Linked DNA regions of Homo sapiens: region 2 is linked to region 1. The links are chromatin loops, found by intact Hi-C in ENCODE. Cell type or tissue: HepG2. All regions are shown on one strand. Each heading gives the region's core, and the rest is flanking DNA. Links, peaks and the distances in the headings are about the cores only.

What was found. A loop is a pair of places that touch in the nucleus more often than their neighbours do. Peaks named below come from ENCODE experiments on the same cell type or tissue, not always from the same donor. Only the 100,000 strongest peaks of a DNase experiment are listed, where the experiment ranks them.
Region 2: a loop joins it to region 1, with 13 times the contacts of the local background. A loop is called at or near these places in 1 of 110 quality-filtered maps.

The regions. Positions count from the first base shown.
Region 1 is chr3:188,836,046-188,841,435 of GRCh38, reverse strand. The region is part of intron 9 of LPP (LIM domain containing preferred translocation partner in lipoma); the gene reads right to left. Among named protein-coding and RNA genes, the nearest start is that of TPRG1-AS1, 110 kb to the left of the region's middle. In HepG2, for the core only: no CTCF peak of the experiment used is centred there; DNase peaks (open chromatin) are centred at 955 and 1,955.
Region 2 is chr3:188,718,164-188,723,553 of GRCh38, reverse strand. The region is part of intron 8 of LPP (LIM domain containing preferred translocation partner in lipoma); the gene reads right to left. Among named protein-coding and RNA genes, the nearest start is that of MIR28, 32 kb to the right of the region's middle. In HepG2, for the core only: no CTCF peak of the experiment used is centred there; a DNase peak (open chromatin) is centred at 2,703.

The sequences.
Region 1 (5,390 bases), core at 76-5,075:
TGGTGACAGAGCGTGACTCCATCTCAAAAAAAAAAAAAAAAACAAATTCAGAAAGGGCAGGTGACCAACTAGACTAGAAGAGGCAGGAGTAGAATTTAGTGTCTTAAGTTGTCAGGATGAGCTTAAGTTGTCAGGACACTGTACCACACTGTCCCATGGCATTGAGAGATGTTTCAAACCCAGCCCACCTTCAGACATCCACCTTCCTAAAGCACTATGTCCAAAAATACAAATTACAGAGATTGTTTTTCTAAGGGGTCTTCCACGTGGCTGATGAAAAGACTTCACAAGGACTCATGAACACACGCTATCAATTGGCTGGTCTTAATGAAGGACCTACAGTTAACTACAGCCCTGGTGGTCTCCTAATTCTCCTGCCATGGCCAGGGACAGTCTGATGGCCCACATAGCACACAGTACCTCCTGCACTGGGACCCGGGAGGAAGAAAAGCGAGTTCTAAACAGAGTAGCATTTTCCCAAGTGTTTTGGATGCCCGCCACATCAGATGGCTCTACTTTTAATGTAAAATGAACCCCAGCTTGCTCTGGAGGCCAAAGGGTGCTAGAAACAAGGCTAGAGGTGGAAAAGAATGTTGCTGGATTTCAGAACAGGCTAGTACTGGCATATGTAATTTCACATGATGGGCAAGCCACTTCACTGGTAGTTTCCTCATGTGTAAGATGAGGATAATAATAATGCTTGTGGCCAGGAGTTCAAAACCAGGCTGGGCAACATAATGAGATCCCATCTATATAAAATTAAAAAGAAATTAGTCAGATGAGGTGGCACATACCTGTGTTGCTAGTTACTTGAGAGGCTGAGGTGGAAGGATCACTTGAGCCCAGGATGTTAAGGCTGCAGTGATCCATGATTGCACCACTGCACTCCAGCCCGGGAAAGAGAGCAAGACTCTGTCTAAATAAATAAATAAAGTCCTTGTGTGGGGTTGACAGAGCTAAACAATATGGTAGAAGCCAAAGTCCAGCCCTCTACAAATGCACAAGATTCACCATTACAAAGGATGATGTAATGCCTTCCCTTATCCTTGGGAGTGTCAATATGGCTTCCTTTTGCATTTTCAGTATCTAGTCTCTAGGTCTAAGAGGAAGATGTAGTTGTATGTAGGTAAAACATAGCTTCCAGTGACCCCAAATTCTCTGTTGAATTCCCAGATACTGGTTTCTAAACGGAACAAAGATACAACAAAGATCTGAACATATTACTCCCTGACCTCATCAATAGCTGGAAAAAGAAAGAAAGAAATCGTGGGTTTCTTGGAAAAGGAAGGAATAGGAAAAAGAAGACTGAAGAAACCAAACCAAACCAAAACAAAACTATCTCCTTCTAGTGATACACCGTTGTGTCTTCTGAGTATTCTAGGAGGTAAGACTGGAATAATACCATTTACCCCAAATTAACTGGATTGATGCATTTTTATATCATATATGTAAAGCAGCAATTTATAATTTATTATTTGTGGATAATAAAACTAAAGTTTAAAAAGTTGAGCAACTTACTCTTTTTTAAATTTAATTTAATTTAATTTTATTTTATTTTTGAGACGGAGTCTCACTCTGTCGCCAGGCTGGAGTGCAGTGGAGTGATCTCGGCTCACTGCAACCTCCGACTCCCTGGTTCAAGGGATTCTCCTCCCTCAGCCTCCTGAGTAGCTGAGATTACAGGCGCCCACCACCATGCCCAGTTAATTTTTGTATTTTTTTTTTAATAGAGATGAGGTTTAACCATGTTGGCCAGGATGGTCTCGATCTCCTGACTTCGTAATCTGTCCGCCTCAGCCTCCCAAAGTGAAGCAACTTACTCTTAATGGGCTATGTAAGATTTAAGTAGTGAGGCTGGTTTTTGTACTCGGGCCTGTCTGACTCAATCCAATGGTCCGTCCCTGCGCCTTATCACCTTGCTGTTTACTCAAATGAACAACCCTGTTAGCAGATGTGTTAGCTCAGTCTTGCAATGATTACATTTACTGCTAGTCCTACAAGTGATGAGCAAAATGTTTGCTGAAGCCTTGGGGGCTCTAACTACAGAATAAACATCAGTTATCCTTGTTGACATCATAATGGAGCTGTGGGCCTTGAAATCTACCTAGAGTAATGATCGGCCCTTGCAGTAAGATTCCAGATATTTAGATAAGATTCTATTAAAACACCAATAAAATGTTTTCCCTGTTTATATGCTACACTGTAGGACAGTTTCAGAGTTAAAAGCAGCTTTGCGTAACTCAAATGCCTTTCCCTACTTGTAGGTGCAGTCAGGGTTCTCTCTTTCCTAGAGATGTTAGGTAAAAGAAGAAATACTATTTGGTGATTTTCATCAGGTGGTAAGAAGTGTGAAAGATAGCACTGCAAATTGTGATTCCTATACCCTGACTTCAACTTCTTCTTATTTTAAAAAATTTTACTTTTGAGATACATGTGCAGAATGTACAGGTTTGTTACATAGGTATACATGTGCCATGGTGGTTTGCTCCACCCATCAACCTGTCATCTAGGTTTTAAGATCCACATGCATTAGATATTTGTCCTAATCCTCTCCTTCTCCTTGCACCCGACCCCCACGACAGGCCCCACCCAGTATGTGATGTTCCCCTCCCTGTGTCCATGTGTTTTCATTGTTCAACTCTCACTTCTGAGTGAGAACATGTGGTGTTTGGTTTTCTGTTCCTGTGTTAGTTTGCTGAGGATGATGGCTTCTAGCTTCATCCATGTCCCTGAAAAGGACATGAACTCATCCCTTTTTATGGCTGCATAGTATTCCATGGCGTGTATGTGCCACATTTTCTTTATCCAGTCCTGACTTCAACTTCTAAAGTCTTATAAGAAATTACGCTTCAACTTTTCAAATGAGGAATGAAAATCAGAGTATGAAATGGAGCTGCACCTATCCTAAAGCTGTATATTTTCAGGGAGTAAAGTTTTTTCTAGAATATTTTGAGATAGAGGAGACAGTGAGGAACCAGGAGCTGGATAAGCCATACCTTTTTATAATAGACTCTGATTATGTCAAATGTTTAGGACCACCAAAGCCTTTGGGGAATCAACATGGGTTTAGGAGTTTCAAAAGGTGCATATGAGTCCCCCCATCATTTAGAAGCTAACTTTTGTGACAAAGTCCCTTATCCTCCTAGAATCTTTTTTTCATCCGTAAAATGTAGATCACAGTACATCTGAAAAACAGTAATAAAGTAATGGAATAATAAAGTAAAAAAGGAACATTTATTGTAATAACAGAAAGTTTGATATTATTACCAATACTACAATGTTAAAATAATGAAGTACTTTGTAAGCCATGAAGTGCTAAACAAATATTAGCCAGAATTTGAAGCTGTTATTAATTGGAAGCTACCCAACCAAACAAGACTAGGGATAGGAACCACTAGAGATAGGCTTTTTAATAAGACAAGTTTGCATATGTTGAGTTTGCATAGAGCAATCTATGGCCCAAAGTTGTTTCACGTTTTCCCACACTAGATAGAGAGATGAGGTTTCTAGGGCTCCTGAATTACCTAAAGTTAGAAAGAACACACTGCCAGGATTCAGACCCAGATCTTATAAAACCAAAGCAAGGGCTGTCTCATTTCATTACCATTCTGCCTCCCTTTCTTGCCTCCTGGGCAATGACACCTTTATATTTCTTAAGGCATCCTTGTTAAGTTTGCTTTTCTCAAAGTAATGATGATATTTAAAATAATCTCAAAGGTGGAAAAGATTCTGGAAAGCAAGGTTCAGGCTTTAAAAAAAGCAAGTAATGGCTTTAATAATTAGTCACTGACCATCAGACTTGAAATAGAGGCAATTTCAAGATTTATATGAAAAGATACAAGCAAGGTTGGCAGAACAGACTGAATTTCTCAGTTGCTGATGAGGGTGACTATTGTTCTCTGTTCTCCCATCCTCTGACCAAACGCAAATCAAATTTAGCTGTGAACACAAAGGACAGAGGTTGGGCCTGATAGTAGGAATACCAAAACTAGAAATTAAGCAGGAAGCACAGATTATTATTATTATTATTATTATTATTATTATTATTATTATGTTTGAGATGGAGTCTCATTCTGTCACCCAGGATGGAGTCCAGTGGCGCAATCTCAGCTCACTGCAACTTCCACCTCCCAGGTTCAAGCAATTCTCCTGCCTCAGCCTCCCGAGTAGCTGGGACCACAGGCGCCAGCCACCACACCTGGCTAATTTTTGTATTTTTAGTAGAGACAGGTTTCACCATATTGGCCAGGCTGGTCTCGAACTCCTGACCTTGTGATCTGCCTGCCTCGGCCTCCCAAGGTGCTGCTGGGAAGCCCAGATTTCTTCTCTGGCTCTTCTTTATCCCTAGAACCAGCCAGTCTAGGAGCAGTCACAAAACAGAGTAATGCTACATATTTATGAAAAACAACATTGTGAATATACACACAATATCTTGATGAAGGCACAATATTTTAATTCATTCACTGCCAATAAATGAGGCAAATATGTCAGCTTGCTCGTCTGTGAGTGAGAAGGATTTAGATGGGCTCTAAAAGCCCACGTAGTTCTGACAGTTTAGAATCTTATGCCACATGAACACAAAGTTAGTCAACCAAGCATGACCATGAAACCCGGGAACCAAGCCTTATAAACCCAGTGTTATTTGTGGGAAGATACTGAAAATATTTCCTCTGTAATTGGAAACATTTTAATTTATATTTATTTGGACTCTACTGCAAAGAACACAAAACACTTATGGAGTATTAAAAAGTGATAAGAAACATGTACCAATTAAACGTCTTATAAAAGCCTAGGGAGCGCATCTAATAGAATTAAGCAGCTCACGGAATCAAACTGAAAAATTCATCCATGCATTCATTCATGCATTGAGCCTCCATCGTGTGCAGAGCACAATGAAAAGTCCTGCAGGGATAGAGTGAAGAATCTGACCACGGATGCCACTCTTGTCAAGTTGTTCACACAGAAACAATAAGAGGGAACTCCATACAGGATTGGAAAGTTGACAAAGCTGAAACGTCATGGAATGCCAAATGTTTATCATATAAGGCTACGGCAAATACAACAGCCCCAAAACCTGCATCAATTATTGTTATAGAAATATGAATACCCAGGAATATGTCATGTTTGCCCACCTCCAAGCCTACAGACTAAAGGGAATAATCTTTTATGTTATGCTTAAAAAGACAACATCAAAGAGTTTAAGGCTCAAGATGTGGAGAAGCCATAGCTCACACAAAGAGAAATAAAAACAGTGGGCTGGCAGTCGATACATTTTTCATTACTGTCTTCTTCTTTAAAGAAAAGTAAAATAAACATTTCCTGCAGTTTTGAAAAGCCAAACATGATCCTACAATTCTGGACAGAAACAACATATAAAATTTATCTGAAAT
Region 2 (5,390 bases), core at 187-5,186, 120 kb after region 1:
CGTCTCCCTGCTCTTGACCATCTGACAAAATGACACTGGGACCAGACGTTCAATAGAGGGTCCAGTCTCTGATTGGCCTCTGTTCAATAGAGATCACAGGTACATTTCTGAATGGTTTGAGAAGCAATTACTGAGGGGCCCCAAACTCTCTTGATTAGAATGCTTTAACCAAGGCAGAACGAGACAATTTTAGCAGACTATAGACAAAGCAAAAATAACTAGGTTTCCGACTACCTGCAACTCTCAGCCTTGCAGAAATGTATTCTTTATTCTGTTGAAAAACACTCTATATTGATTATGCTGACACTGACAGTAAAGCTGTGTGGTGGTTGGTTTCCTTTACATTTTCTTCCTCACATCTCAGATGAGAAAGTGGGTTATGATTCATCCTGTTCAATTTGAGTCAAAATTCATTTTGTCTCTTTTCAATTAGTTCTTCTACATTCCACATTAAAAAGCAAGAGTAGTTTGCTCAGCAAACGAGAACATTGTGGTATATCTTGGTGTGTTGCTTTCTCACACACAATGACTAAAAAACACTTTTTGTATTCTCCAGCGATATTCCAATTACAACAGAACATCATAAGAAAATACAAAGTGTTAATTCAAATAGAGATAAACACTGACGTTAACAATTTAGAGGAATGATTATTACACACTAATCATAAATGACACAAATCAAACCAGATGCTGCACTAGGTGGAGATACTAACACCTCTTAAATTTTTGGTCTTCTGCTACGGTTTAGAAAACTTTTTCATACCGACTTATTTAATTTGATTCCCACAATATGCACATAAAATAGATAGGGATAATTATCTTTTTAATAAGTGAAATACCTGAAATTCAGGAAGACTCTGAGGTTCTATAGAAGAGCTAATCTAAACAAGAAAACTGAAATAATTTGGTTTTAACTTCTGACTTGTCCATGGATATGTTAGTTCTTCTGGCAAAATAACACTCATTTTAAAGCTGCTAAAAGAAGAGTTCTCAAGACTGTATAACAAAATACTCTAAGGAGAGCACAAATGTCACATGTCACTAACGTCACACAGAAAAGATGACTTACACTTGGATTTCCTGACTCCAAATCTAGTGCTCACTTTACTAAGCTATCTGACAAAAGATGAATTATTCATTTTTATTACTGCTGTATCATCTACATTAGACTATTGCTCCGTTGATGGTTACCCACACTAATATCACTCACATATGCCAGTTACCATTAGTAAACACCATTACTGAGCCGGTATGCCAATTACCATGACTGAACACCATTACTGAAAATGCTGAAACACAGTGACGCTGCTAGTGTACCCAACACTTAGTGCATGGTATTCTTCATCATATTCAACATCCTATTCCACTTTTATTACCTGGCATTGAAAGCTACTTTCAAGGCAGTGACCCTCTCATAAACCTCAGGAAATGGGTAACAGTAACAAGCAGAGCATAAAGTGATCTAGGAAATATAATTCTTGGGTTTGTTTACAATTCTCCAGAACTCTGAGGCAAGCAGCACTGAAATTTTATATGGGGCAGCTGCTTTTCTTACTCACCTACATTTTAACAGTGTAGAGAGGACAATATATGAAAAGTGTTTGAGGCAAAGGAATTAAGGTCAAAAGGATCACAATAGTTCATGTGTTCTAATCTCGTGATATGAGAGATGAGACCTATGGAAGAGAAACCGGCCTAAGATGTCACAGTGAGTCAGTGGGACAGTATCAGGCCGGCAATGCCTCTCAGTGCTGGATGCCTGGAACAATATCTAACAACACAACACGATCCTTCACAAGAACATGATGACTCCGCATGCAAAAGAAAAAAGAAAAAATTATGCTTTATACACTTAATGGGTAAGCTTGAGGACACCATTTCTTTCACCATGGTATCCTATCAATTTTTCTTCTTGTTGAATGATATCCACATTTCTCAATATTTCAAACATTAGCTGGTGCATGAAATGAACTTTGTTTTTTGTTTTGTTTTGTTTTGTTGAGACAGACTGTTACTCTGTCACTCAGGCTGGAGTGCGGTGGTGCAATCACGGCTCACTGCACCGTTGACCTCCAGTGCTTAAGTGATCCTCCTATCTCAGCCTCATGAGTAGCTGGAACCACAGATGTGCATCACTATACCTAGTAATATTTTTTTCATTTTTTGTAGAGATGGGGGTCTCACTCTGTTGCCTGGGTTGGTCTCAAACTTTTGGACTCAAGCAATTCTCCAGCCTCGGCCTCCCAAAGTGTTGGGATTACAGATGTGATCTGTAATTCCAGCCGTATTTTTAAAATTTAAATATAGTATTCAGTTTAATATCTTTTACAGGAAAGAAGCAACTTAGTACTTCAACCCACAGAATCAAATTATAGATGTTATTGACATGAAGGAAGACAAAGTCGGATAAAAAGTTAATTGATTTAAATAAAAATATTAGGCAAATAATACTATGGATAGTTTACATATATGGTAAAAAAAATTATGAAGATGCTCACTAATGACTGAAGAAAGGGAAGCTTTCAAGCAAGATGATTTCTAAATGCCTCTGTAACTTTGCCATGACCCTAAGGGTGACTAGGAAAGAAAGGGTGAGTCAGTGGAGGTTAAAAACTCATTTCCATTACTCCTGCCTACTGTATCTTCTTAGGCTCTTTCAGCAAGTCACTAGTGTACACTGTTTCTGTTTGCTCTTGTTGAATTTTAACAAATGATGCTCACTGCCAGATAGGAGTAGAGCCAAGTTCAAGGCTCATGCAAGCTCAAAGTTTGATGGTCAAACCTTAGAACCAAGTGAGGACTGAGATCAGAGCTGTACAGTACTATAGGAAATCTGGAAGAATTAAATACAACATGACTAACATCAGAGTCAGACTTAGGAACAGAATTGGGATAAGGTCATTAACTTGGACCTGCTTCTGTGATTTCCCTTTTTTTTTTTTTTTTTAATTGCCTCGGATATTTTTTGCTTTTTCTTTTTAAGTATTTTACAATTTTTGGTGGGAACTCTAACCAGAGACAGTGCATTGCCACTCATCTTCACACACCAGGAAGATGTATGCCTGTACCTCTTCTCATGAACTATTTCAGCATTTTATATGGCACAAGTACAGTGGCAAAATCCTCTGAACCGGGATGGAAAAGAATACATTTTCCACTGCCAGTTGTGAAATCTGTTCTCTATCAAAGCCCTTGGCCCTAGAGGATTTGACAAATGCTTTCTCTCCTTGGCCATTATATCATTTCCATTATCTCCCATAGTATACACTACAATAATTGGTGAGTAGTAGGCACTCAATAAATATTTGTAGAGGAAAGAATCGGTCAATTAAAAATACAACAGGGCCAGGTGCAGTGGCTCACGCCTGTAATCTCAACACTTTGGGAGGCCAAGGCTGGCAGATCACAAGGTTAGGAGTTCAAGATCAGCCTGATCAATATGGTAAAACCCCATAGCTACTAAAAATACAAAAATTAGCTGGGCGTGGTGGCACGTGCCTGTAGTCCCATCTACTTGGGAGGCTGAGGCAGGAGCACAGCTTGAACCTGGGAGGTGGAGGTTGCAGTGAGCCAAGATCACGCCACTGCATTCCAACCTGGGCGACGGAGCAAGACTACGTCTCAGACAAAACAAAACAACAAAAAAACAAGATGCCTACCAAGTACAACTCCAGAGATGTTCAAACAATAGCTTTGCTGACAGTCAATTAATTATGCCTTCTGACAATCCTAATGTCACTTCAAAGTCTGTAAGGAGATGCTTATCTGTGTGTTTTAGAGAAAGTGGTGGGGAAAGTGCAGGTTGGGGGAATGATGGTGGTTTGAAAGGGAAAAGGAGCTGAGTTCACAGTTAATTGTGTTTGTGTGTTAATACCAGAAGATGCATAATTAGCACTTGCAGGTTCAGGTACCAGTACCAAACTGAGACTTTCTTTGCACCACAGACAATGTGTGCCCCATCAGTGCTTTCTCTCCCAGAATTTCAAGTTTGCTTCCACAGTTAATAAGCAAAGAACATTCAATTATGAAGTAGAAATCTCTCTTCTACTTTTCTCTTCTTTCTTCTGATAAAGAGATAGTGATCCTAACGCAGCTGAATGACTGGATGTCTGCTGTTTGTATCAAGACGGTATGAAACACCAATCTTGGGTGGTGGTTCACAGTCTTGAAGAGGCTTACTTTAAACGGACAATCTTTCAGGACAGGTTGCTATGGACAACTCAAGTAAACGTAAGAAAAGAATGTTTCTTTCAATGTGATGCCCTATCCATCCAATCCAATTAGATTAGAACAGAAGAAAATTGTGGTGGTACGAAATGGTCCTGGGAACCAAAGACTATAGATGAAACCTACAGGTGGAGGAAATGTGACCCAGTACTTAAAAAATAAAATCTTAACCAAGTACTCTCTTCATTGACCAGTTGAACCTTTAAATTTCACAGAAGATACATGCAAAAGAGATCAAGTCCAAAGGTGTTAAAACAATTTAAATTTAAGTTCAATAAATGTAGCAGCCATGTCTTACTCTAGTTTATATGTTTTCCTGTGCCCTTAAGTGAATTAAAAAAAGGAATGAGAAAATCTGAGTTATACTCTGTGGCTCTGTCACTAACAAATTTGGGACCCTAAAAATCTCACTCATTTTCATGATCTCTAAAAATGAAGAGGTTTTCCTAGTCTCTTAAGATTCCCTCCAGCTCTAACGTTTTATGATTTTATAAGGTGCTAAATAAATATATCTTAAATGAATGAAGTATTTCCTCCCTATAGTTTACTATATACCATGTCCTGTCACAGAAGTGTGAAAGTCTGCTCACAGTTTTCATTTATTAGTTCATTAATTCATTAACACCTATTAAATATCTCCGATGTGCCAGGCATTATTCCAGGAATGATAGGAACACAATACTGAACTAAACATAAATTGTTGCCCTCACGCAGACTTACATTTAGTGAAGAAAACAGATAGGAAATATTACAAGTAAATTGGATAAAGACACTGAGATAAAAGATACTGGGAATCTCTTTTGTTTCTTTTGAATAAGAAAACTTTGGTTCTTTTGTATTTGAAAAATACATACACAAAATTCCTTAAAAGTTATTTATTTTATTCTTTTTAAGGACAATGTGTTCTTATGTTTGAATAAGGTGGATCTACGGTCTGAGATCACAAAAGTAGCAGGCCCGACCTATGTCTGCACCTTTGTAAACAGCCCTGCCATTCCTCTTCATGCCATCGGAGACTGTCCATTACTCAGAAAGAAAATTTTGACCATAGAATTCAAAACACACCTAGTTGCATGGCTTTGGATAAGTCATTTGGGATACAGTTTTCTAGAAAATGAAGGATTTTCCTAGATAATTTCTAAGATCACATTCTTCTTTACTCT